Linked DNA regions of Homo sapiens: regions 1, 2, 3, 4, 5 and 7 are each linked to region 6. Evidence: chromatin loops called from intact Hi-C (ENCODE). Cell type or tissue: endothelial cell of umbilical vein. All regions are shown on one strand.

The links. A loop is a pair of places that touch in the nucleus more often than their neighbours do. Peaks named below come from ENCODE experiments on the same cell type or tissue, not always from the same donor. Only the 100,000 strongest peaks of a DNase experiment are listed, where the experiment ranks them.
Region 1: it touches region 6 in a loop (5-fold over the local background); 79 of 110 quality-filtered maps call a loop at or near these places.
Region 2: it touches region 6 in a loop (6-fold over the local background); 85 of 110 quality-filtered maps call a loop at or near these places.
Region 3: it touches region 6 in a loop (10-fold over the local background); 38 of 110 quality-filtered maps call a loop at or near these places.
Region 4: it touches region 6 in a loop (2.7-fold over the local background); 6 of 110 quality-filtered maps call a loop at or near these places.
Region 5: a loop joins it to region 6, with 5 times the contacts of the local background. A loop is called at or near these places in 4 of 110 quality-filtered maps.
Region 7: a loop joins it to region 6, with 4 times the contacts of the local background. A loop is called at or near these places in 11 of 110 quality-filtered maps.

The regions. Positions count from the first base shown.
Region 1 is chr9:21,394,068-21,398,067 of GRCh38, forward strand. No RefSeq gene overlaps it. Among named protein-coding and RNA genes, the nearest start is that of IFNA2, 11 kb to the left of the region's middle. In endothelial cell of umbilical vein, a CTCF peak has its summit at 2,253 (motif pointing left); a DNase peak (open chromatin) is centred at 1,954; H3K4me3 peaks cover 390 bases; H3K27me3 peaks cover 917 bases.
Region 2 is chr9:21,787,484-21,791,483 of GRCh38, forward strand. No RefSeq gene overlaps it. Among named protein-coding and RNA genes, the nearest start is that of MTAP, 13 kb to the right of the region's middle. In endothelial cell of umbilical vein, CTCF peaks have their summits at 2,173 (motif pointing left) and 2,376 (motif pointing left); a DNase peak (open chromatin) is centred at 2,298.
Region 3 is chr9:21,453,826-21,457,825 of GRCh38, forward strand. It overlaps MIR31HG (MIR31 host gene), which reads right to left. Exons shown (of 3, transcript NR_152879.1): 3 at 443-2,119. It also overlaps the pseudogene IFNWP19. Among named protein-coding and RNA genes, the nearest start is that of IFNA1, 15 kb to the left of the region's middle. In endothelial cell of umbilical vein, a CTCF peak has its summit at 1,683 (motif pointing left); no DNase peak of the experiment used is centred here.
Region 4 is chr9:21,432,557-21,436,556 of GRCh38, forward strand. No RefSeq gene overlaps it. Among named protein-coding and RNA genes, the nearest start is that of IFNA1, 5.9 kb to the right of the region's middle. In endothelial cell of umbilical vein, a CTCF peak has its summit at 2,080 (motif pointing right); a DNase peak (open chromatin) is centred at 2,075; H3K27me3 peaks cover 877 bases.
Region 5 is chr9:21,556,580-21,560,579 of GRCh38, forward strand. MIR31HG (MIR31 host gene) reads right to left here and starts at 3,219. Exons shown (of 3, transcript NR_152879.1): 1 at 2,910-3,219. RefSeq lists an enhancer at 1,994-2,780. In endothelial cell of umbilical vein, no CTCF peak of the experiment used is centred here; DNase peaks (open chromatin) are centred at 502, 2,112, 2,282, 3,452 and 3 weaker places; H3K4me3 peaks cover 2,476 bases; H3K27ac peaks cover 3,862 bases.
Region 6 is chr9:21,316,559-21,320,558 of GRCh38, forward strand. All of the region lies in intron 2 of LOC107987053 (a long non-coding RNA gene), which reads left to right. Among named protein-coding and RNA genes, the nearest start is that of IFNA5, 13 kb to the left of the region's middle. In endothelial cell of umbilical vein, a CTCF peak has its summit at 1,899 (motif pointing right); DNase peaks (open chromatin) are centred at 1,603, 1,943 and 2,203; H3K27ac peaks cover 248 bases; H3K27me3 peaks cover 494 bases.
Region 7 is chr9:21,250,734-21,254,733 of GRCh38, forward strand. No RefSeq gene overlaps it. Among named protein-coding and RNA genes, the nearest start is that of IFNA14, 13 kb to the left of the region's middle. In endothelial cell of umbilical vein, a CTCF peak has its summit at 2,434 (motif pointing right); a DNase peak (open chromatin) is centred at 2,708; H3K27me3 peaks cover 811 bases.

The DNA of each region.
Region 1 (4,000 bases), 78 kb after region 6:
AATCCTCCTGCCTCTTACCTCAGCCTCCTGATTAGCTGGGGTTACAGGCATGTGATAGCACATCTGGCTCTGTTATTTTCATGGTAAAAAAATACCACAATATGTGTAATTATATATATTTGTCTGCTATGGTATATAGATTTGTCTGCTATGGCTGTGTCCCATTTGGCCCTCTAAAAAGTTGTTCATGCTTGTCCTCTAAAAAAGACAAGATTCAGCTTTTTGAGAATCTGTTCCATTATGGCTAAATGTTTTCAAAAAACTGGTTTTGTAAAAATGTTCTAATGAAGAGTTGATTCATTGTGACATCCTCTTTTATTCCAAAGAATCCTTTTAAAATTTTCCATGCATACGTTTTATCAGTAATACAATGTAATCAAATATTAGCACCTCAAAAATATATTCAAAGACTTGTAAAACTCAAACAAAACTTGTGACCATGAAGTTTTGATGTTTCATCATGTTTCCTAAAATAGAAAGTTTACAAAATCTTTCAATCTCCTAAGTTACTAGATGATGCTTACAGAAGCAATAAAATCAGAGAAACAAAAATGTTAGAAAATTCTTGCAGGTGATTTTCAATATTGTTTTATTTTGTGCAAAAAATAATTAACCTTTTAGAAGGTCCCAGAGTATTAGAAGCCCAAACTCTGGAATATTCTCAATTTTAGTTGAGCTTTTCAGTTATTATAATATTGGTATAGCTACTCATATAATTAGTAATACAAAAGATTCTGAGTCTTATTTGTAAATAAAGTTCAAAATAAGTCATATGTTATAGGTAATCATGTTAGATATAAACCACTATTGAAAAAGAATATAAAAACAAAATACTTTATTTTTTGATTATACAATATATATAGTCCATTATGTTCACATTTAGAATGATGTTAACAATTGTTTTGACATTTTTAAAATGAAAAACTTCAATATATCTAGTTCATGAAATTGTTAATAAACTAGAAAATGATATGGACATAAAAATGACATTAGCCAAGTATATGATAATGAGGCAATGGTGGCAGGTGTACACAAAGGCATAAAAGCCATTATTTCCCACCCAAAATGATTATGTCACATTTGTGCCTTACTCAGCTCATAATCTTATGTAAAAATCTGCATTTGTGAATTAAGATAACTTTTTAAAAGTATTGTACAAAGGGTATATCTACATTTTTGAATTCAACTAGCAGATGGGAAATTATCATGTCTGTATTAACCACTACATTAAAAACACTTAAGGATATCTAGGGCATAAAAATAAAAATCGATGTATTGGCACTTAAGATATGTATTAAGCAGTAAATGATACCAAATGCAAACCTGCATTATGCTGAAATGGAAAGCATCTTAATGCAAAGAGATTACACATTTTTATGCAACTTATCTATGTGGGATGACATTTTGAACCAAGTGGAAAATGTTAATAAAATTCTCCAATGAAAACCATGACTATACAGCATATAAAGCTGAATGCTTCATAGAAAGCCCTTGCTTAAAACAACTAGGATTTAAAAGTTCCTATAAGTGGAAATTAAGGAAGACAGTTATTGGTTCATGAGATATTGCCAAACATGGTAATGTTCTTAATTGAAAATGAGTAAGCAGAAAAGTAATTTTGAAAATATTCTGATGTTTGCCTACATTAAAATCAGAAACTTACAAAAAAAAAAAAAAAAGTCTGGTCTTGGCATATTTAAACTTAAAATAATGTGTTTTAATAGTTTTCAGTTTTTTCAACTACTTTGTTGTAGGAAAAAATAACCATTAAAACTTAATAAAATCACCTACATTGGGGCACACATTTTCCTTTTCCCCCGGGGTGCCCTGTCCACTGAAAGGTGGACAGCACTTTGTAAGCTCGCTTCCTGATTGTTCATGATTTTCCCCTTTCTCCGAATTCGGGTCTTTCTCCGCAGAAATGGCCCTGAATCTCTAACACTGACTACGGCACGATCTGATTTTGAGCCGTCAGTCCCCTCAATACACTGGCACATTGGTAAAACGGTCTCGCTAAAATGTTCCATGAGAAAAATGTCTCGGGGGAGGCGGCGGTAGAGCTCTCCCTCTGTAGTCAGAGCCGTGAAAGGCGGCGTTTACTCGCTGCTCACGAGGCCTGCGGACCCTAATCCCCAAGCGCCCGGGCCTCCACTCTGCGGACCCCAAGCGCGGGTCTCCTTGAGGAAGGGGCGACCGCGGGTTAGGGTCGCTGGTGGGTCCGTTACCGCTGGTCCGGCGCCCTCTGTCGGCTGTTTGTAACAGCAAAGGCAGCTTTGTGCGCTGTTAGCAGTGGTCGCGTGCTCAGTGTCACTGCTGTGCTGGTGATTGAAATTCTCCGTGTCCTGATCTCTGCTGATGCCACTCCTCACCTGCTCTGCTCTCCTCCATCCTTCACATTTCACTCATCAGCATATGTCATCTTCTATTTTCCCAATCATTTCCCATAGTCATGTAAATTGGAAGCATAAGTATCCTCTCCTTTCCACCCACAAGAGCCACTAGCTCTGTTTTCTACAGGAGTCACTGAAATAATTGTAAGAAACTCACTCTCTGGTCCAGAGGTCATAAGTCTCACAGGTCTTGTCTCCCACGCACCTCGTGAACTTACGGTGAGAATTAACTGAGCAACATATAGAGCCACCTGGGCCATAGTAAATATGGTTATTTTATACCAATAATTATGATGATTATTAACTTTGTTGATTACGCTTTAGACTCTCAGAGATAATTACCAACTGTTAATTTCATTTTGCCAACTATATAAAATGGTCAAGATATTTCCTTGTCATTTTGTCAACACATCTACATATTTGTAGGTGAGGCACACATTGGTGAAAGTATCTGATAATTTGTAATCAATTTGAGAATTGTAGACCATAAAGGAACATCAGTGTATTATAAGTAAAGTGGAAGGCTTTCTAGAAAATAAGTGATGATTCAGTACATGCAGTTTGCACAGACACGTAATGCTGTGGGTGAGGAGGTGGAGTTTGGAGTCTGACAAAATCTAGGTTTTGAAACCTAGATTTGCCTTTTATTTACTAGATTGTTTTAGTTACATACACTCCGTTAGCATGCAGTTTTTTGGTAAATGAGATTATAGTGAGGGGATTAAATGAGTCCCTCAGAGAGGGGAAAATAATTTGTAGTTGCTATCATCATCATCACCATTTTTGATAAAGACTGAAAGAAGCCTGTGTGATTTGTCTGTCAGGCCCTTGGTGGTCATGATCAGAGCAACATTGAAACATTTAATTAGTAATCAATTCAGGATTAATGTGCCATAAGAAAATATAGGCAGCAGCAAGGAATGTGTTCTTTATTCTCAAACAAATGTAGAGAATAAAAACTATTTTAATGAAACCTTGCCATATAACCATGATAACCTGAGGTCTCTTCGTCATGAAATCATTCATGTAGCACCTGTAATACATTGGTTAGATTGTGACCCAATATTTCAAGTTTAAATCATATATGACAGACAAAATTATCAAGTATAATTATTAACCCTTTCTCTAAAAAGAGGATCTCATATCTATACTCACAAGTAAAATCACAGATATTGAATCAAGGAGAGGAGAGAAATGATGGCCTGAAGTTGGCCCCATTTAAGAAAGGCACACGGGTATGAATGAGAGAAAGAAACCCACAAGAAGTAGAAGGAGGCTACAAGAAAGAATATGCAGGTGTTTGGGGAAAAAAACCACATTTGCTCAGAAGGAGCTACCATGATAAGAGTGACTCATGGAGTGAATGGTTAAAGAACATTTAATTTTTATTTCTAGCTAAGTTGTCCAGGTCTAGCTAAGTTGCCCAGGCTGGAGTGCAGTGGCATGATCACAGTCCATGGCAGGCTTGAACTCCTGGGCTCAAGCTATCCTCCTGCCTTTTTCAAAAAACATAAGTAAAACTGAATTAGTTCCAGCTAGTAAAACTGCCAAAGTGTTTGGTGCATCTTCTTCATAGCCCTAGAAAGGGTTCCTACCGATTACTTACTCTA
Region 2 (4,000 bases), 470 kb after region 6:
TTATTTTTTAAAAATACTAGCCATGCACGGTGGCACATGTCTGTAATTCCAGCTACCTGGGAGGTTGACGTAGGAAGGTTCCCAGAGCCCAGGAGTTTGAGGTCCCCCTGGGTAATACAGTGAGACCTTGCCTCTAATAAATAAATAAATAAATAAATAAATAATGAATGAATGAGCGAAACAAACCTCATCTAATTTCCAAATTAACCCTTGGATTCCTGTTTCCAATGCTAGACTCTGACCTATGTCCGCCCGAAAGGCTTCATCTCTCACTCTGCCCCCTTATACTCACACCCTGTGCTCTAACCACATTCCAAGAACGGCAGCTCTTTGAATGTACCACACTGGTTCCTACTTTGGTGCCCTTCAACACATGTTGCCCAGCCCTGCCTTCACTACATGTCCAAAAGCCCTTCCTTGTTCCCTTTTCTTGCCTGCAAATACATATTGCACAGTTCAGCTCAAGGGCCTTTCTTCAAGGCATCCCTCACCCCTACCCAGGCCAAACTCACCATACCCTACCTTGTCACCCCCTATCCCAAAACTGTATATAACGTCCTTATTATATCTATAACATTTGGCTCTTATTTATTTTCTTTACTCCTCCTAAAAGACTCTAAGTTCCCCAAAGGCAGAGACAGTATCTTTTCAATCTCTATTCTCAGCACCTCATGCAGTAGCTAGTATACCATCATCATCATCATCATAATTAACACATTCAGTACTTACCATGTTCCAAGTGCTTTACAAGTATTAACTTGAACTCTCACACAAACCCTGGATAATCACCCTAATTTTACAGATGAAGAAACTGAAGCTGAGTGTCATAAGCTTCAACACCAAATAGTGTAGAGTCAGAGAGTATGGGTCTAGACCTTGCTTCTCTATCATGTTTTCTCCCATATGGCACAGTGGTTTTGTTTTGTTTTGTTTTTTTGTGTGGAAATAAAATTAAACCTAAGGTTCATTTCCTAGTAGTTGATCACTTCAGTATTTCCAATCTCTTTCTTATGTATCTTTCAGTTGCTAATAAAATAGAAAGCTCAGAGATAGTTTTGCCAAGAAGAATTTTATTAAAATACTGCCACTTAAGGACTCTAATCCCACCCAGCCCTCCTGAATTCATCTGGTCTTGATTCAGCCTTGGTGAAAACAGGGTGCAGTCTGACCTACCGATAACCCCATTAAGCAGTTTCTTTTGATGCAAACAGCAATTTAAGCAAATATGCCCTTTTGTTTTCTCTAGAGCTCTTTCTTATCGTAGTAATATCCAAGCTGAGCTTCATGTGGGAAATCAAAGAGCCAAAGACAGGGACTTTTCATTATACACAGAAATCCGACGGAATGCTTTTTATTCCCATTCAAGCAGTTACTACTTATCTGCGTGACTAAGGTATGGAAGATCTAAAAAGAAACTAAGTGCTAGTCTGGCCTCTACTCCTTCACCCAGATGGAAGTTTCACAAGCACGTTTAAAGCTTCGGGTCAAGTGCTGTCACTCTCAAAAACCAGTGGGTCTGCATTTTCCTTTGCACTACAAGTACTCTAACTACAGACATTGTTCCGGTTTTTATCTGATTATAAGTATCCAACTAAAGTAGTTAAATGTTTAGAAAAGGTAAATAACTGATAGTGCATAAGGGAACCTGAAGTACTCTGTTGACACTTAAATTATATAGCCAAGGACAATGGAGGAAATCATTTAGTGCTATTAATCAGTAATCTAACAGTATTGTGTCTGTGTGCAACTGTCTTTCTTTTGGCTAATATCTGTGAATTAATTGGTCATTGAAAAATCTGATAAAGGAATATTCTAAAAGTACACAGTGAAATCCAAATTATTTCTATCAATTACAGCTCACCTTTTCTGAGGCTTAAACTTGACATGTAAAAACATTTTAGTTATCTGTTTCAAAATGAACAATATACCTCTGGTTAAAATTCTACCTTTTAAAAATTAAGGTATTTGAGACCTACAGGGATTAATTCTCTACTTAATATTTACTTTACTTTAGTAGTTTTTCTACAGAAAGTTTGTGAAAGATTTCATCCCCTATATATGTTTCTTTATCCTCCAAAATCTGGTCCTACAACTGTACTCCTTGACCCATAAGGTCAAGTGGTGCCATCTGCTGGTCATAAGAAGTGGTGTCATCTGCTGGTCATTGGTATATAACTATGAGAAAAACCACGTGCACTGTTGTAGAAGCAACTTAAGTAAACTGCAGTAGAGTACACTTACCACTTTAGAATTAACCTTTAAGTTATAACTTCTCTCTTTCCCTTCCCCCTTTCTCTCTCGCACTTTCTCTTATGAAGCCAATATGACTCAAGTTTTAGACTATTTTAAAAGGCAGGTTTGAGAAAAAAAAAAAAGAAAGCAAACTTTTGATGCCCCCTGGTGTTCAGGTTCCTTAGCATTTCTGAACTTCCTCTTTTGCTAAAACTAAAACCATAATAATGTGTTCTTCATTCATTCATTCATTTAGTCATTCACTTATTCATTCATCTAATGAACATAACTATATCATGAACCTATGAATTACACTCTATTTGAGATAACTGGATACCAAATTGTGGCCAACATGACAAGGAAAGAAAAATGAAGAATCTCAAGACAAAATTCAATTGAAATCTGTTTTGAAGTGTCCTTTGAGTTTGTCAGTTCAGTTGTAGCAAATCTGTGATGGCTGCCCTTATAAGTAACCTGAGGAAGAGAGGAAAAGAGGGTAGAAGGTGAAGGGAAGAGAGGGGAGGAGGGAGAGGATGGGCTGGATCAGTGAACATAATATAATCCACTCATGACACACAGAACAGACAACTTGTTGCTTCCTCTTTAAGTGCATTATAAACTAACACTTTTTTTTTTTTTTTTGAGATGGAGTTTTGCTCTTGTTGCCCAGGCTGGAATGCAATGGCCCAATTTCAGCTCACTGCAACCTCCGCCTCCCGTGTTCAAGCGATTCTACTGCCTCAGCCCCCCAAGTAGCTGCGATTACGGGCATGCGCCACCATGCCCAGCTAATTTTTGTATTTTTTAGTAGAGACGGGGTTTCTCCATGTTGGTCAGGCTGGTCTCGAGCTCCCAACCTCAGGTGATCCACCTGCCTCGGCCTCCCAAAGTGCTGGGATTACAGGCGGAAGCCACCGTGCCCGGCCGACACTTTTAAATAAAGAGATAAATGAGCTTGATGGGAATATATTACTTTACGAGCAAGATTTGTGTCTAATGCTTTAACTTAATTGTGGCAATTATTGTCAGATGGTCTAGGAAAAAATTGTGTATCTGGTACATGACTTTTGGGGAGCTCTAGGAAGCCCTCAGCAACATCATATTTCCCTTTGCACACCTCTGCTCCAGAGATATTTTCACAGTTGGATAAGATGCTTCTTAGATGATCACCAATACTCCATGCCTACTCATCAGTCCAGCCACTTGAAACAATCACCAGTACAACAGGACCGCCATATCTCCATGATATGAAATGAAGAGCTCATCCACGTGCCAGGAAGGTGGTGCACCCCAGCTGAATGGGAACAGAAGTTCCTGTGCTCAGGACCCTTCTAGACTTCACTTTATGTATCTTTTTATCTGGATATTTATTCATATCCTTTCAAATACCCTTCATAATAAATCAGTAAACGTGTTTCCCTGAGTTCTGTGAGCCACTCCAGCAAATTAATCGAACCCAAAGGTGGGGGGAGGAGGTTCACGGGAACCCCAATTTGAAGCCAGTCAGTCCGAAGTTCCAGAAGCCTGGACTTGCAACCGGGGGGAAGGAGGGGATGGGCTTGTGGGAGTAAGCTCCTAACCTGTGGGATCTGATGATTTATCTGGGTAGATAGTTGGAATTAAATTAGAGGACACCCAGCTGGGTCCTCCTGCAGAATTGACTGCTTGCTTGCTGGAGGGGGAAAATAAACACATATTTTTGGATCACAGAAGTCTCCTGTGTTGATTGTTATGGTGTGAGAGCACAGGAAAAATGGTTTGAGAGTTT
Region 3 (4,000 bases), 140 kb after region 6:
TGGGGCTCACTGCCCTGCACCGTCAAAGTTTCATGTAGACAGAGATGTAAGAAACTTCAACAGATCACACTGAACTAGTGAACAACTGAGGGTCGCCAGTTTCTGTAATATGAGCCTCTAAAGAGAGGCAGCAGCATCTTTGACTCTCCTGTGCATAGCTCATAAATTTTAAGCATAAAAACTGTTAATAGTTTAAAAGAATTAAAGATAGCAAAAGAGTTAAAGAAAGAATAAAAGCTGTACTTGGTGAAATAAAAATTATTTAACTACTGAAGATAAAATGATTACAATTGGATAATTCCTTTACCTACTTAGACAAAACAAACCTTTGTTATCAGCGTTCTAGGGCTGTTGAGACTTTGATACCTAGGGCATGGGTCAGAAGAAGAGGAGGTCACCACTGACAGCATATACTCCTTCACCCAAATATTCTAGGAGCAAGGACAAAGGTCACAAAGGATTTATTGTTTTGGCAACAAAGAAGCAAGAACCTCCCTGGAAAAGGAGTTCTAAAGTCATCAGGATGTGGTGAGCCTGCATTTAGGGAGTGACTTGATGTGATAAATACCTTGTGAATCATCACTGCTGAGGAAATAACATTATTTTAAGATTAAAATTTCCACACCCATATGCATCTTAAAAAAGAAAAAAAAACAAACCAACAGAATTTCTTTTAGGGGTATTGGCGCAGCCTGAGGAGTGCTATATTTCTCCAGTAAGAAAATAATGCAAAAAAGGCAATGTTCATTGATCTAAGCTTGAGCCCCCAGGGAAGCATAACCACATGAACCTGAATGAATATATTCTAGAAGGAGGGAAGCACCAGAGAAGTTCTTTCACTAATAACCATCAACGTCTTCTGTGAATCAAATATCAAACAAAGATAGTCCTAAAAAGTTTAATTTCCAGAGATAGGTAATTTCCTAACTGAATACAGAAACCCATAGGGCCCAGGGATCCTGATTTCCTATGCAAAATGGAGGGTAAAACTGGAGGCTAGGATCTGGGCTAAAAGTATATACTTCTAACAGTAGCACAAAGATGTTTCTCATCTGATTGATCAATATTCATTTGGATTGATATATCTTAAGTTTACTGGGAATATTGAACATCCATTGCAAAAATCAAGAGTGTAGAGTGATGACCTCCTTTTAGGTCATATAGAACAAGGTTTTTCAACCCCCATCCATGGACCGGGGTACTGGTCCTGGCCTGGTAGGAACAGGGCCGCACAGCAGGAGGCAAGCAGGCCAACCAACAAGCATTAACGCCTGAGCTCTGCCTCCTGTCAGATCAGCAGTGGCATTGGATTCTCAAAAGAGCAGGAACCCTATTGTGAAGTGCAGATGCGAAGGATCTAGGTTGTGGTCTCCTAATGAGAATCTAATGCCTCTGAAAGCATTCCCTCCCTGACCCCATTTTTCGTGGAAAAATTATCTTCCACCAAACTGGTGGCCAAAAGGTTGTGGATGCTGATATAGAAGACATGTAAATGAAAACAATAAATGGAATTAAAAATTTAGAGAAATGCTCAGAAAAATGAAAACTATTTGTGCTCCATTAAAGCCATGCATAGATAGAATGTCTTCATAGAACCTAGGATCCAAGGTTCTATGAAGACCTCAGCTCAACCAGGCCAAAAGCATCCTGATTTCTCAATGGCCCTCCTCTTCCCTCTACTGGCAGCCCTAGAGGTGTGCAGCTGTGGCTCTTCTGGATCTCTAGGATATAACCTGCCTCAGAACCATGGCCTGCTAGGCAGGAACACCTTGGTGCTTTTGGGCCAAATGAGGAGAATCTCTCCCTTCTTGTGTCTAAAGGACAGAAGTGACTTCAGATTCCCCCAGGAGAAGGTGGAAGTCAGCCAGTTGCAGAAGGCCCAGGCTATGTCTTTCCTCTATGATGTGTTACAGCAGGTCTTCAACTTCTCACACAAAGCGCTCCTCTGCTGCATGGAACATGACCTTCCTGGACCAACTCCACACTTTACGTCATCAGCAGCTGGAACACCTGGAGACCTGCTTGGTGCAGGAGATGGGAGAAGGAGAAGCTGGGGGCAGTGGGTGATTGAGGGCTCTACACTGGCCTTGAGGAGGTATTTCCAGGAATCCATCTCTACCTGAAAGAGAAGAAATAAAGATTGTGCCTGGGAAGTTGTCAGAGTGGAAATCATGAGATCCTTTTCATCCACAAGTTTGCAAGAAAGATTGAGAAGTAAGGATGAAGACCTGGGCTCATCATGAAATGATTCTCATTGACTAATCTGCCATATCACACTTGTACATGTGACTTTGGATATTCAAAAAGCTCATTTCTGTTTCATCAGAAATTATTGAATTAGTTTTAGCAAATACTTTATTAATAGCATAAAGCAAGTTTATGTCAAAAACATTCAGCTCCTGGGGCATCCGTAACTCAGAGATAACTGCCCTGATGCTGTTTATTTATCTTCCTTCTTTTTTTTCATGCCTTGTATTTATGATATTTATATATTTTATATTTTCATCTTCACATCGTATTAAAATTTATAAAACATTCACTTTTTCATATTAAGTTTGCATTTTGTTTTATTAAATTCATATCAAAGAAAACTCTGTAAATGTTTCTATTCTAAAAACAATGTCTACTTTCTCTTTTTGTAAACCAAATTGAAAATATGGTAAAATGTATTAACTCATTCATTTCATTCCTATTATATGTATAAATTGAGTAAATGGCAAACTGTGGGGTTTTCTTAAAGAAATACAGGTGAATAAAGCAAACACAGTTTCTCTCAGTCTAAGAGGGAAAGAGACGTAAAAACAGGACAAATATTTATATTATTTCAATTATGTTAAATGCTACAAAGAGAAGTAAAGAAAAGTGATGTTCTCACATCAGAAGCTTTAGGTATAAATGGTGCTTGGAAGGAAAAAATATTAGATATCCTTCCTAAGGTGCATGGGAGATATGTAAGTACACGTCTTATTGGCAGGTGGGAATTATGTGTCTAGAATGCCATGGGGGAAGGTGTTAATTTGGGGTTCTTTATTTTATGTCTGATTATCGGGGTACGGGAATGGATGTAGTCACATAAATAGAGGGGAGAATGTGATGAGGACATAAACTTTATCCTGCAGACCCTCAGCAGTTAAAGGAAGGGCTGAAGAGTAGAGTCTGCAAAACGCCCTGAGGCTGATAGCCAGTGCAGTTAGAAGACAAAATAGGGAAGAATCAGGGAAAGACTAATCAGGAAAGGATGGTGGTACTTTCAGGGAAGGAAGACCAAACTATCCTAGTGAATCTGAAAACAGAAGTCACTGGTGACCTTGACCAATGATGGAATATATGGTTTAGTAGAATTAATGGAACAGAATTAATGGAACATTCCTTCTGAAACTATTCCAATCAATAGAAAAAGAGGGAATCCCCCCTAACTCATTTTATGAGGCCAGCATCATCCTGATACTAAAGCCTGGCAGAGACGCAACAAGAAGAGAATTTTAGACCAATATCCCTGATGAACATCGATGCAAAAATCCTCAATAAAATACTGGCAAACTGAATCCAGCAGCACATCAAAAAGCTTATCCACCAAGATCAAGTTGGCTTCACCCCTGGGATGCAAGGCTGGTTCAACATATGCAAATCAATAAACGTAATCCATCACATAAACAGAACCAAAGACAAAACCACATGATTATCTCAATAAATGCAGAAAAGGCCTTCGACAAAATTCAACAGGCTTTCATGTGAAAAACTCTCAATAAACTAGCTATTGATGGAACGTATCTCAAAATAATAAGAGCTATTTATGACAAACCCACAGCCAATATCTTACTGAATGGGCAAAAACTGGAAGCATTCCCTGTGAAAACTGGCACAAGACAGGGATGCCCTCTCTCACCACTCCTATCAACACAGTATTGGAAGTTCTGGCCAGGGAAATCAGGCAAAAGAAAGAAATAAAGGGTATTCAATAAGGAAAAGAGGAAGTCGAATTGTCCCTGTTTGCAGATGA
Region 4 (4,000 bases), 120 kb after region 6:
ATATTATGTATTAGAAAAATAAAAAATACATATTATAATAAAATGCAAGGGAATAAGTAATGTGGACTCAATGAAAGAAACGTCATGTAGCTGGTTTTGCAAAACTGAGGGCAGTTCATTGACCCAGGAGTTGCTCTTCTTGGAGCCTCTAGCAGAAGCTGCCATTTCCCTGCCTTTGTATACCTCAACATTGGCCTTCATTCTTCTTCTTTGCCAGAGCACCTACTCCTCAATTTGGTTGCATTGAATTTTGCTAGCTTACGCTTTGCAATTTTGTCACTAGAAAGTCACTTCCCTCTTTCACTTTCATGACATTTGTACTTACGTTTGTTTTCTGTTTGCTCACAAATAATGTCATGTTTTGCTTTTTAGGAAAGTTCAAATGAGAAACTAAAAATCTGAAATCTTGAAAAGTACAGAGGAAAACTATGTGGCTTATTTGCCTTTTACTTCTTTTTATTTGTGTTACTTCATCATGAATTAGAATGTAATACAGAAAGAGTAAGACAAACTTTGCCCAGTAAGTAAATCATGTGAACAGAAATTATACAAAAATTTAAAATGGAAAACCACAAATGAGTAAAGGAAAGAAGGCTATTTCTCCCTGACATAATAGCCTGGGCCTAACTGCCTTGCATTACCAGGGTGAGACAGAGTAACAAAGAACCCTAAGAGAATCATGCTGAGTGGATGAACAACTGAAAGTCACTAGTTTCTGTCATATTAGTTTCTATGAGAGACAAAATCATCATTGAATCCCCTGTGCCTAGCTCTGAAAGGTCAAATATAACAAGTATTCAATAGTTTTAAGTATTGGATAATAAAAATAAGACTGGAGCAATAAAAGCTATACTTGGCAAAATACAAATTGTTTGCTTACTTGAGTAAAAATTATTGCAATTGAATAATTCTTCCACCTACTTAGACAAAACAAATTTTGCTATCAGTATCTGAGCACTGTGGACACATTTGATACCTGGGGATATGGGGTCAGGACAGGAGGAGGTAACCACTGAGAAGCAGAGTCCTTCACACAAACACTCTAGGGGAAAGGGCAAGGGTCTTAGAGGACTAATTATTTTGGCTCAAGGAAATAGTCCCCTCCTTAGTGAAAGAGTTCAAAAGTTGTCAGCCTGCCTCAGGGAATGAGCTGGGGAGAGCTTGAGTTGAGGACATTGTCACTCTAGAGGAAAGGGTGTTACTGGATGTGATAAAAACTTTGTGAGTGAAGTGATGGTGGGAAAATACAATTATCTTAGAATTTGAATCGCCGTATCCCCATGCACCTGGAAAAGACCAGGATTCTTGCTAGGGATATTGTTGGGAACAAGCCCCCCCAAATCTGGCCATAAACTGGCCCCAAAACTGGCCATAAACAAAATCTCTGCAGCACTGTGACATGTTCATGATGGCCATAACGCCCATGCTGGAAGGTTGTGGGTTTACCAGAATGAGGGCAAGGAACACCTGGCGCACCCAGGGCAGAAAACTGCTTAAAGGGATTCTTAAGCCACAAACAATAACATGAGTGATCTGTGCCTTAAGGACATGCTCCTGCTGCAGTTAACTAGCCCAACCTTTTCCTTTAATTCGGCCTATCCCTTCATTTCCCATAAGGGATACTTTTAGTTAATTTAATATCTATAGAAACAATGCTAATGACTGGCTTGCTGTAAAAATATGTGGATAAATCTCTGTTCCAGGCTCTCAGCTCTGAAGGCTGTGAGACCCCTGATTTCCCACTTCACACCTCTGTATTTCTGTGTGTGTGTCTTTAATTCCTCTAGCGCCCCTGGGTTAGGGTCGCCCTGACCGGGCTGGTCTTGGCAGGATATTATCACAGACTGAGGAGCACTCAGTAAGAACATTATGGGAAGAAAGGGCTATGTCTATAGTAATCCTGACCTGGTGGCCCCAGTGAGGCGTAATCATATGGACCCGCATGAATGTATTTTAGAAGAAAGAGAAACATGATCACAGCTTCTACTGTGAATAAAAGAGTTAACAAAACCCAATTATTTGTTCTAAAGAGCTTATTGTCGCAGATGGTCTGGTAAATTGCCAACCAAATACAGAAACCTATCCGGTAGAGGGCGCCTGATTTCCTATGTAAAGCATGGAGAGTAAAATGTAGCTTAGAATCAGGGCAAAAATTTTGCTCCTGACATAGAAGAGAATATTTATATATGAAAAAAATGTATGTGGGCATTTTTGTGTATGAGTATTCACATTTCTACATACACTTCAGTTTTTTAGGAAAAAAGATATTTCTAATTTAATTAATGAAAATCTGATATCTGATCAAATCCTCATCCCACGCACTCAATATATAATTACCCTGGCTTGCCTTTAGAAAGAATTATGTTCAGGTTAGCAAGGATCCCCCTACCTTTGATGTCTCCTTTTAGTGATTTTCTATCCACTGACCCCCTCATTCTGCTTGTTGGGTATAAACCCCAGGCTGTCTTTGCTGATTTATGAGCTGAGCACCAATGGGTCTCTCTCCCGTATTGATATGGTTTGGGTCAGCATCCCCGCCAAAATCTCACATGGAATTGTAATCTCCAGTGTTGGAGGCGGGGCCTGGTGGGAGGTGATTGGATCATAGGGCGGTTCCTCACGGTTTAACACCATCCCCCTGGTGGTGTCATGGCAAGAGTGAGTTATTCCAAGATCTGGTTGTTTAAAATTGTGCAGCACCTCCCCTGCTTCTCTCCTCCTGCTCCGGTCATGAAGGACATGCCTGCTTCCCCTTAGCCTTCTGTCATGATTGTAAGTGTCCTGAGGCCTCCCCAGCCATGCTTCCTGTAGAGTCTGCAGAATCGTGAGCCAATTAAACCTCTTTTCTTTCTAAATTACCCAGCCTCAGGTTTTTCTGTATAGTAATGCAAGAACTAATGCACCTATCATGATAGTTTTGACACCTGTTGCAATACTTTTAAATAAAGCCTTCCTTACTGTTATACCAAGTGTCAGAATAAATTTTTCTTTACCAGATCCTTAAATTAAGGCAGTACAATCAACACTGCAGCATACTCTGGTGACCTACAACATAAAAGGCATGAACCAGCTGGCAAGTCAGGTGACTCAGGGTCTTTTGTCATCTCAGTCCTCATCCTCTAATGCCATGGACTCTCCTCATTTCTCCAGAAGTGTTTCCATTTCCACACCTTTAATAATTCCTTTACTTTAGTTAACCTTTCCAGGTGTGCTCTCCCTGAGCTCTGAGCCTTAGTTCATTGGTTTAGCTCTGATTTAGTTCATGTCTGTAGCCTGACAATGACTTGTTCTTTCTTAAATTTGTGCTACACAGGTGGAAATCTAAAGTATGGTGCATATTTGATTAAAAGAATAGTACTATGTAGAATTTTAAATGGATAGAAATATATAGGGTTTATGAATACATTTACTGGGGCAAACAACATGTTTTACAAATACACTCATGTTTATGATAGTGTATCCTCAAGAAGACAAAACTAGAATATAACGTATATACTCCTTTACAAGGAGCATAAGTAAAGCGGGGCCCAATTTCATTGTAATGTTGCCATGAGCAAATGGGGCATTACAGTGAAGGAGACAAATGGAAACTGAAGAGAAAGACTCTGTCATTACATAGGCAGGACTCTACTAGGAAAGGATTGACTGGTCTATAAATCAGCTCTGGTTCTTATGGCCCGAAATATTCCCAGAGAGCATGTAAGAGCTAAGACTTCAGAGTTGAATTTTCTGCATCCAAACTGTAGCTCCAAAACTTAATAGCTTCCTGTGCTTTCATTGTTTCTTTTGTAAATGGGGACAATAGTAAAATCTGTCACTGTGTGCCTTGGTCAGTGATATCTCCAGTGAATAAATGGGGTTAGGGACATGGTAGATGTTCAGTAAATACGAAAAACAAAAGTATTCTTTATTGGCTAAGTGAGCATCGATTATGCAAGTGCTAAAAACAGTGTCTGACTGAAAATAAAGACTGTCTAGAGTTTAGATATCTCATTCCTCT
Region 5 (4,000 bases), 240 kb after region 6:
GATAAAGCCATGATTAAGGATTTTCAAATGAGATTTATTTTTTCTGTTGTCTGCTGTATTTTAGTACAACCAATAACTACATCCTGACAAAAAAATTCAATTACATAATAAAGCAGAAACTTCTAGGAAGTCCGAAAGTAAGTTTTGTTCTCAGACTCTTTTTACTCCCCTCCATACTGCAAACCAGCACACATATATACAATCGATTTTTCCCCTTCATCTAGACTCTTACCAAAATTATTTTAATAATTTCCTGGACTGCCTTCTCACATAAGATGTGGATAAAAAAGCCTCAATATCCATAAATACAGCAAGCACTTATATTGTACAAATAAAATAACTGACTTACTTTCTAAACACTTAATTGTATTTAAAAAGATGACATAGTTAAGAAGTCCTCAGTGAAACTACAGTTTATAACACAAAGATCAAATTTCGCTGTTTCTTAGTTAAGATTGACCTACCCTAGATCCAACAAAAGTTGCTGTTTTTTTTCCTCACTTCCATAAAAATTTCTGAATCACTTGGGAGATTATTTCTAAGGAAATAGTTGTGAAACCAAGAAGCTGTTCAAACTTAAGCATCAATTCTTTTGTTAATTCATTTTATGATTAAAAGAACTACCAAAAACATTACTCTCTAAGAATCCTATCATTATATGTATTTTAAAGTGTCTTCAAAAAGCCATTTTATCTTAAAGCTGGATTTCATTCCTCAAATGTTAATAATCTGGGATTGCATCTCTTGCTTTTTTACAGTTAAAATTTGTTTAGAGCCCCCCCGATGTTTATATGCCAAAGCTACCTAGATACACACAATGAAGAAAAACTGTGGCAATTATATGAAAAATATAATGACATCTGTCATTAAATGTCAATGTTTCAAGTAAAACATTTCTTATAAAAACCTGTTACTGAAGAAAAGAACTGTTAAAGTACATGAATTAAAGTATTTTTAATTATCCCAAATACGTACCAACCAAATTTAACTACAGCTTAGTTTTTTAGGCAAACCAAGATGACTATTTTTTTTAATCTGAGAAAAACATGGTATGTAGAAAAATTCTATTTTATTCAGTTCAACACTCTTCACTTGAGGATATGAAATTTATAAGTATGCAATCTCCTTGAAATTGTAAAAATATAATACACAATTTTATACTACCTTCTAATTTTACTTCCTCAAGCATTTGTTGTAGTTTCTAGAATAGCTATCTAGCCATTACACTGTACATAAAAGTGATCCTCCAATTTATTTCCACTTCTAAAAAGATGCTTAAATATAGAATAAAGCATTTCATACCTCCCTTCTCGTTTAAAATTCCAAAAAGGGCCAACAATCCACATTATAGGTTAAACACTTTGTCTCTGTTATACACTTTTCAGAATTTATAAGACTGAAAAATTATAAAATTTCATCCAATGAATAATTCTGTACTTTATTAAAGTCTGGTTTCTCTAAACATTTACCTATCATCTAAGCAATATTAACATGTACAACAAAGTAGTAATATGGTATAAATAGAAAATAAACACTCCAAGCTGATAATTCCATAAGGTCTAATGATTCTATTAAAACAAACACAAATCAAAATTTTCCATTTTAGGGCCCCAAATTCAACTTGAAACATTTTTTATATGATAAGATTAAAGCAGCTGCCCAATTTTCAGGAAGCTCTGTCTCAAGTTAAGGAAAAAAAGAGAAAGGAGGAACTATAGTTCTTTGGGTGACTTAAATCACTGCCTTTTTTACTTTTTTTGCCTTAAAATCAAGATAAAGTTCTCACCTAAAGATTAACCTCTGAAGACAATGAAAAATAACCAGGATTGGACTTTAAAAAACAACTTAAAAGTCAGCCCCCTCATACAAAACTCGACAACAAATAAACCTAGACTTAACTGTCATTTTCAAATCCAATTTTTACCTGAATTGGTAAAAATTTATTTAAAACAAAATGCAAAATACAATATTGTTTCAATTTTGGCCCAGGAGATAAACACTTTAATGCAGAGTTAATAAACTCCAGCGAATAAATAGGATCATTTTCCTAATTTCACTTCAAAGCTGCCAGGATTTCAATAAGGAAGTTCAAAGGCCCGATTCCAGAAACTAGAGGTCCCCGGAAAGTGAGGGGCGTCTGGCCACAGCCTCAGTTCCAAACCAGGTATAGTTCTTGAGCTGTCATTCTTAGTCCTATTACCACTAATACAAGGTCAAAAAAACGGTCCTGTAAGGTGTCAATTAAGGGGTCACTTTTGCCTAAGGTTTCCTTAACTTCTCTCCTAGTGAAGCCGCTCTAAGTGAACATTTCCGCTGTGTTTTTTTTAATGACTGCCATTGTCTCGCTGGAGAATCGGAGGCTCTTTTAGAAGTACTGTTGGAAAATTCAGGATTTTACAAAACATTTTCTCAGCTGTACAGGGCAAAAACAAACTTTAATCCTACTAGCCATGGGTGTAAACCACAAGCCTAATTTCTCTTCTAAGAAGGGAAAGCTTAGTTAAGTTTTAAAGTGACAGTAATTTTAGGTGGTAAAATGAGCTCAACTCAAACATCGCTGTATGAAAGCGCTCTCCGCCAACACGCTCATGGACACACACAACTCCTTCCTCGAGGTTTAGGGACAGAGAGCGAACCTGTGACTTCGGGCCAGGATGACGACCTGAGATTTGGACAAGAGGAGGCGGCGGTTCCGCGAAGAGCCAAGGGCGGCCGGCGCTCCGGGATGCGCCGGACCCCGCGGCGCATCCTCGTTTGGGCGCCAACGGGCGCCGGCGGTCCTCGGACCCGGGTGTCGACTGCCGTGTGCCCACTGCCGTGTGCCCAGGCCCCGAAGCCTCCTCAACTCCTTGAGGGGCGCCTCCCTAGCCAGCTCAGCGCGCAGCGGGACCAAGGCTCTCCCAGCTTACCTGCGGGTCCGAGTAGGAGGACAGAAGCGCCGCCCGGCCTCGCCCAAGCGCACACGAAGGGGCCGCTTCCCGCCCCCCGCACCCCAGACCAGGCGGCTCACGGAACACCGCCTCCCAGCTCTGGCCCGGGACCAGGCGGTCCCCCAGCCGGCTTCGGCGCCGCGGCCGGGGACGCGCGTCTTCCTTCTCCAGGCGCCGGACGTGGAACCTGCGAGCCCCTGGCGGCGCCCCAAGTTATGCACAGGTCGCAGCTGCTCACCAAGCTCCTCCTGGGAGGCCGCCCTGGTCCCCGAGAGGGGCGCGCGGGAGTGGACGTTCCCGCACCTTCGCCCCATCCACACCTGCCGCCGCCGCCGGGGCCGCCAGCGCCGTGGCTCCGCCCCGGCTCCGCCCCTCGCCGCCCCCGGCTCCCGCTCCAGCCGCCGCCGCGACCGCCGCGGAAAGGAGGGGGAGGGAAGAGGCGCCTGGACGGGGCTGCGGGAGCGGCCGTGCTGAGCCTCCTCCCTTGGGCCCGGACGGGACCCAGGTTTCTCCACTGCAACGCAGCTCCCGAGTGACGGAATTTTGTGGGGGAAGCGGCGGCCACTACGCTCGCTTTTGGCACAGTAGCCCTTTGCGGGTGGGAGCTTCTCGCAGTCAGAGCTAAGGGAGAGGGAGTCCACCTGCAAGAGCCAGAGCTCGCCCTTGTACTCTCCGAATGCAAACTTAGCAAATTGAACAGCGGAAGTACTTCCTTGGTCGGACCCCTGCTCTTCTAGGGGTCTTCTAGAAACGTGGCGGCTATCACAGGCCCCGTGGTATAACTGGCATTTGGAAAACGAGGGTGTTTTTCCATCTGGAGTGGCCTCTCTCCTATCCTCAACCCTCCGTGTCCTTCGACGCCTCTCTCAGATGCCATCTCCACCAAGAATTTTTTCCGGGTACCCACCTGCGCCCAGATTTGATTCCGCCCTCTTTGGGACAGCCTGGGTGCTCTGAACCTTTCCACTGCCCCTTCAGGTGTATGAGAGCGCCTTGTGAAATGCATGGGCCATCGTTAGTTATTTTTATTGCAATATGTGGTTTCATATTCAGTACTGTAGTATACAAGC
Region 6 (4,000 bases):
GTCTCCATGGGAACACTCTGTGGTTTCAGCATCCACTTTAATCTTCTCTCTGATCAGAATAATCTTAAGTAGTTGATTCAGTGCTCCCATTTGTATTGCTCCATCTCCTGAGGACCTGCCGCTCTTCCAGTCAATGTGTTAAGTATCTCTCTCTTCCTTCCAAGTTCTAAAGCTGCTGCTTGCCTTTTCTTCTTCATGTTTCATAATGTGGGCTCTGCTTTTTTCAACAAATGAGAGTCCTGAGCCTAGTGTAGTCTCTTCCTAGAGGAATCAGAACATAGAAGCACCTGAACAGGGGCACAGATGAACTTCTGCATTCTTTACCAACACGTTGGGTATAATCACGTGGGAAAGATTCTCTCTATTGACTATGTTTTTGTGCCTAGCAGTATTTAACTTCAAGTACTTAACCTTTGCAGTACTGAACTTGCCAGGCAGGGAGAGTCCAGGCATGACCATATTCATTTTGGATCCTTGATCTCACAAAACCTAGCTGTCTCCAGGTGGCACTGTGCCACGACTTCCTGTATCTCCTCCAAGGGATTCAGGGCAGAAACAAGGTTTTATGTGTCCTTCTCCAGGGGCACTGCACAGGCAGGGAACTGTGTGAGGCAGGTTATGACAATGCCCCTTGCTGCCAGCTCAGCCACCACTTCACCTCAGTTCTCCAATACTTTAGAATATATAAAAAATTAACTTCTGAATATGATCAGGGTATAGCCACAGAGATTTTTCAGGGTAAGATGATAATATGCGTACAATTTTTGCCCACTGAAATGACAAGCAACAAAAAGGAAAATCACATTAAAGAAATAAGCAGTATAGAAAATAACCAAGAATTAAAGGAGACTTAATATTTGAAAGTCGTTAAACAATCATACAAACAGAGAAAGGAAGAGAGAGAACCAGGTATATTAAACTTTTTAATATTTTCCCCTGCTCCTAAACTGAGTACCCCACATTCAGTGGTAAAAGAAAGAGACAAGAGACATATTGTGAAATATAACTGAATTTCCCAGTTTCTCTCCTCTCCCATTTCCCAGTTTCTCTCCTCTCCCATTTGAAAAGTGCAATCTGAAGGTTGGGTCTGTAACCTGAGCAAAGAATAAGAAATTCCTCCTAAATTGAAGCCTCTTCCTACTATCTAAGTAATTCTCACACACACTCCTGATTAACTTCTTCAATTACACTATTTGCAGATCACTTTAATACTTCCCAAATTCTACACAAATAGATACCTTCTCTTGATATCATTTGGCAAGAATTGTATCCTCTGATTCCTTTACAAATGTCTTTGCTCTCTTTTACTACTGAGTAAAAAGCACAAGGGATGCAAGTTGACTCATCATTGAAAATAACAGAAAATGTTTTAATTATAAAGTTGGGACATGACCTAAGGAGTGAATGTGTAAAATTAGCAACTTACTGTTAAGAAAGAGCTAATGTACCTTAACCAGGAGATTTTTCTTGATTTCCCTTGTAGTTCTACACCTACATTGGCAGGTTGTACTGATTCCCAGTCTAGCACAAAACATAGAGGGAGGGACAAGTCAAGAGGCTGGAGGCAAGGGACACGTTCTGACCCTTTCTCTCTCCACATAGCTGCCCATTGTTCAAAGAACATGTGCTTCCTGAATCTGGGAGTGTTTTCTCTCTCTGTGATACAAAAGCTAAGAAAATGGGCTTCTTCCAATATTAGGGTTAATTCTTTCCGAGAAAGATGGCCTTTTACAAATGAACGAAAATCTCCTTCAAGGGAACAGAATTCTTTTTCTTATTTTTTATTTTTTTATTTTTATTTTCTTATTATCATACTTTAAGTTTTAGGGTACATGTGCACAACGTGCAGGTTTGTTACATATTCTTTACAGAACAGAAAAGCCTGCCCTCCATAGACTTGGTGCACGTCTTTGCCAGTAGGTGGCTCTCATCCTCTGTAAATATTTCAACGGCCTCCAGAGTAAAATGGATCTTGCATTCTATTTCCTTTTTCCACAGGGATGGTTACATTATTGTAATGGGGATATTCCTTCTTTTCCAAAACTATTCACCAGGAGGGAAGTAAAAAAAAAAAAAAAAAAAAAAACAGGCCAGTGATTTGGATGTTTCTGAAACACCTAGAACTCTCACTCAACTTTTGCTTTCAGCTGATGGCTTTGTACTCTTATGGGAAAATTGACAGCCAGAAATTACAATGGAACAGGAAGCAGCTGTATGAATGGCAGTGCAGGTTAATGGTGAGTGAATGAGGAGAGCACCCTGGGATTTCTACGCTGGGGAGGGAGGAAACTAATGTCATACAGAAATGAAAGAATGGGATCCTCCAGTAAGTAGGGGGGAAGGGAGAGTGTGGCAGCCATCAGAATCAGCAAAGTATTGTGATTTTTCCATGGCTGAAAATCAAGGTAGTCCCATTTCCAATCCCCCTCCCTCCAGAAATATATATATGTATATATATGCTTGTATATACTTAAATTTTATGTAACATAAAATAAGTTTATATACTTATATTAATATACATTACATTTTTAGATTATGTATTTTGTAATTAATATGTGTAAATATAATTATGTATACTTAAGTATATACAGCTTTAAGTATTATATACTTTTACAATCTCATATAATTTAATATATGCTTATTATATTATACTTAACATATTAAAATATATTAAATTTGTATATTATTAAATATATAAGTATACATAATTTAAGCATATGTATTTAAATATACATAAAGAATATATAGGCCTGGCGTGGTGGCTCAGGTCTATAATGCCAGTACTTTGGAAGGCCAAGGCAGGAAGATTGCTTGAGGCCAGGATTTACCAGCCTGGTCAACAGAAGGAGACACCATCTCTACCAAAAAATAAAAAATTAGCCAGGTGTGGTAGTGCACACCTATAGTCTCAGCTATTTGGGAGGCCAAGGTGGGAGGATCACTTGGGCCCAGGAGTTCGAGGATGTAGTGAGGTATGACAGCAGCACTGCAGTCCAGCCTGAACAAAAGAGTGAGACTTTTGTCAAAAAAAAAAGAATATATATTTATATATCTTATATATGTTTTTGTACATTTAAAAATCCATATGTAAATATAATGTGTAAAAATATGTATACATTTATATATTTTAATATATATACTTCAATATATACTTTATATAGAATAACATATATACGATATGTTATATATACACATATACAATATAGCATATAACATATATTGTATGTTATTAAATACATTACAATATTTACTTATTTATTTGTATTTAAATATGTATATATAAATATGTAAGTGTATATTCTGTATATATCTATAGGTAACTTTATATAATACTATATTCAGTTAGTTTCAAATCACCTTTTTTTTTTTAGGGTTGAGTTAGAGAGTTGTAAAGGCTAGGAAAATGGTTTACAAAATATGTTTTACTTGGGCCTAAAAATAATCATCAATGGTGATTTGAAACTAACTGAATCTGAGTAAAGGGATTATTTTATTTATTTATACTATTCACAGAGCAGCCATTTTCTATCGCAACTTGCTGAGACACTGGTTCCCTGGAACAAGCTTCATGGGGGCTGTACAATTTTTCCTCTGTGCAAGGCACTACTCTGACAATGGGAACCTGGGCTCTGCTCCTTCACAGTTTTACAGACAGTCCCCTTTCCTAGAGTTTCAATTTGAGGGACATCAACGTGTTAGACCTCAGGAATGTCAGGGGAGCTGCAATCAAAGCTTCTCTTGTCTGGATTTGGTTAAATGTGGACTATACAGGATTATGTTATTTATTACATTGAAATTAAAGGTAACTATCATTTACCATGTTCAGATTCTCAGCCAGTAATTTGCAAACTTTATTTTATTTCATCTTTGCAGTTTCCTATGTGACAACTATTAAAATTGTCTCAATTTTGCAGAAGAGGAAAGGAAAATCTGATGTTGTTTAAGCTCCCAGGAGCCACAGATGTTGTCACAAAGTGGCAGTTTCTACTGCCTCCCAATT
Region 7 (4,000 bases), 66 kb before region 6:
CTTCAGCCAGGTGCAGTGCCTCACGCCTGTAATTCCAGCACTTTGGGAGGCCGAGGCAGGTGGATCACGAGGTCAGGAGATCAAGATCTTCATGGCCAATATGGTGAAACCCTGTCTCTACTAAAAATACAAAAATTAGCTGGGTGTGGTGGTGCATGCTTGTAATCCCACTTACTCGGGAGGCTGAGGCAGGAGAATCGCTTGAACCTGGGAGGAGGAGATTGCAGTGAGCTGAGATCGCACGACTGCACTCCAGCCTGGTGACAGAGCAAGACTCCATCTCAAACAAACAAACAAAAAACAAACAAAAGAATACAAAAAAAAGAGAAGAAGTTGTGATTCTTCAATACATGCATTATTGATATCTGTCCTGCTGGGAAGTCTCTGGCCCAATTGAAATGTACTCAAATACCTGCTGTGTCCCTTCTGTTCAGGCATTGTTTCATTTTTTACTGCCTTTAAGGAGGCTGCATTATGACTAGAATTTAAGAGATGCCTTGAATTGCATTGGCCCCATAAATAAGTTTGCCTGTAGTGTGAGAACTTGATGGGTACTAGGGAGGAAACAGGAGTTTGCAGCTGACACTGAAGTAACCCTGTCCCTTCCAATACTCTACAGGCTGCTGTAGTATCAGTGTCACCCATGCAGGGGACAGTGTTGGCCATGTCTCCACGGGAGCACTGTATGCTCTCAGCATCCACTTCAATCTTCTCTCCCTCTGATTTGAATATTCTGAACAGTTGACTCAGTGCTTCCATTGCTACTCCATTTTCTGAGGACCTTCCAGTCTTCTCTCCTCCTTCCAAATTCTAAAGCTGCTGCTGGCTCTGTCTTCATGTTTCATAATGTGGGCTTTGCTTTTTTCAACAAATGAGAGTCCTGAGCCTGGTGGAGTCTCTTCCTAGCGGAATCAGAATGTTGGAAGTCCCTAAAAAGAGGCACAAATGAGCTCCTGTATTCTTTACCCGCTCATTGGGTGTAGTGTTGTGGGCAGGACTCTCTCTATTTACTGTGTTTCTGTTCCCAGCAAAACATCCTTGACCTCTGCAGTGCTGAGCTTGCCAGGTAAGGGAAATCTAGGGGTGGTTACATTCTTTGGCCTCGTGAGCTCACAAAGCCCCGTTGTCTCCAGGTGGTACTGTATCATGATCTCTTGTATCTGTTCCAATGGAGTCAGGGCAGGGACTAAGCTTCCATGTGTTCCTCACCAGAGGAACTGTCCAGGGACTTGTATGAGGCAGGCTATAATAGGGCTCCTCTCTGCCAGCTCTGCCACTTCCTTTCATTGGGTCTCCAATACTTTAGAATATATAAAAAATTAACTTCTCGATATGTTCAGGATATAGTTACAGACATTTTTCAGGATAAGGTGACAATATGCAGCCACATCATACAATTTTTGCCCACTGAAATGATAAGCAACAAAAAACAAAAATAACATTAAAGAAATAAGAAGCTTAAAAGTAGTCAGGAATAAAAGGGTTTTTAATATATGAAAGGTGTTAAACCATCAAAGAGACAGAGGAGAGAGAACCAGGTATATTCAAAAGTGTTAATGTTTTCTTTCTGATCCTAAACTGGGCCCCCCACACTCAGTAGCTAATGAAAGAGAGGCAAAGAACAAATATATTGTAAAATATAACTTTGAATTTCCCAATTTCTCTCCTCTTCCATTTCAAAAGAGCCATATAAAGGTTGGGTCTGTAACTTGAGCAAAGAATTGAGAAATCTGTCCTAAGTTGAAGCCTCTTCCTACTAACCTAGCAATTCACACATGCTTCCTGGTTAACTTCTTCAAATACACCATTTCACAGATCACTTTAATGTTTCCCCAATTCTACCCAAATTGATACTTCTACTGGGTATCATTTGGCAAGAATTGTATCTTCTGATCCCTTTACAGATCTCTGTTCTCTCTCTTACTACTGAGTGAAAATAGAAGGGATGCAAGTTGAGTCATTATTGAAAATAACAGAGAATGTTCTCCTTATTATGAATGTAAGTGACATGATCTAAGGAATGAATTTGTAAAATTAGCAACTTACTATTAAGAAAGAGCTAATGTACCTTCAAACAGGAGATTTTAATGGATGTCCATTACAGTTCTACACCCACATTGGCAGGCTGTACTGAATCCTAGTGCAGCTCAATACATAAAGGAGGGATGAGTCAGGGGGCTGAAGTCAAGGGACACATTCTTACCCTTTCTCTCTCTACATAGCTGTCCACTGCCCAAAGGACATGTCCTGCTTGAAGCTGGGAGTACTTTCCTTCTCTATGATAAAAAAAATGAAGGAAATGGGCTTCTTCCAATATAAGGTTCAGCTCTTTCTGAGAAAGAGTCCTTTTTACCTATGAAGAAAATTCTGCAAAGGGACAGAATTCTTTATAGAAAAGAAAAGCTGACTCTCCACAGAGTTGGTGTATGTCTTTGTCATCATGGCCAGTAGGTGGCTGTCATCCTCTGTAAATAACTGAACAGCCTCCAGAGTAGAATAAATCTTGACATTTCCTTTTTCTTTAGAGAAAGTTACATCATTTTAACAAAAGTATTCATTCATTTCCAAAATTTTTCACCAGGAGGGAAAAAAAAAGACCTCTGATATGGATGTTTATGAAAAACCTAGAACTCTCACTTAACTTTTGCTTTTATTTGATGACTTTGTGCTCTTAGGGGAAAACTGACAGCCAAAAACCACAAGGGAACAGGAAGCAGCTGTACGAGTGGCAGTGCGGGTTGCTGGTGAGTGAATGAGGACAGCACGCTGGGATTTCTACACTGGAGAGGGAGGAAGCTATTGTGAGATGGGAGTGAAAGAATTGAATCCTGTAAGCAGAGAGGAAGGGAGAGTGTGGCAGGCATCAGAATCAGCAAAGAATGCTATAAATATAGATAGCTATAAAGCCCATGCTATTTATATATTATATAATATATAGTATCTGAAACAAGTATCAGTCTCTTAGACTGATATTCAATCTCCCAGACTTATATATAGTTAGTCTAGGAGGAGACTATATATATATATATATATATATATATATACACATACACACATCAGGCTACATTTCCCACTACCATTATCAAGAACTGCCAAAAAATGTATAGAGTACCAATTTACAGATATATTTATAATACATTAGTCTACGAGACTAATTCCTTTATCAGATATTTACAAGCTGTCACATTCTTATTGAATAAAAAATCAGTCAGACTTATCTTTAATGTCAAGTGTATCTAATATTCATACTTCTCTAAGACTGTCTTCAATTCTCTTTTTAGGCTCTCAGCATTTTCCAATCAGTTATAGAGAGGGATGGGAGAGTTGACTATTCTCAGATAGATCTATATGAATGAATGAGGAAATATCCATCATCTGTTAAGCCGTGACTCAGTGGAAGATAATCTGTTAAGTTCTTTTACATGTTTTAGTTTGTTTGATATTCACAACTCCTCTAGAAATCTTTCTACCTTACTTTACATCTTTAAAATTTGAGGCTCAGAGGAGTTAAGTAAGTTACCCAGGATCACAGACATGTCCTGGCAAAATATAGATTCAATGCAGAATCTTAAATTCCATGTTACAAGTAATTACTTAAGTTTTATATTTTGAAATTCAGATACAAATTAATCAAAAAATTGCACACTATTTTGCTTTCTGTTTTTTAGTCATAGCTGCTATTTTAGTATTATTTTTGACTGATTTCCATCCAAGTTTGCTCCGTACTTCAGATATTGGGGATGAGAAATGTTCTGATCTAGTTTCACTTTTCTATCTTATGGAGATTCCAAGACTGTTATATTCGTTACAAATTGATTATTTATTACTCCCTAAGAGTTTATAATTTTTATGAAATATCACCATACCTATAGTTTAATCTAATGTCACCATACCTATAGTTTAATATCACCATACCTGTAGTTTAATAACACCATACCTATAATTTAATCAGGATTAAAGGACACAGTGGAGAGGAATAACTCTTGGCATTTCTATCTCT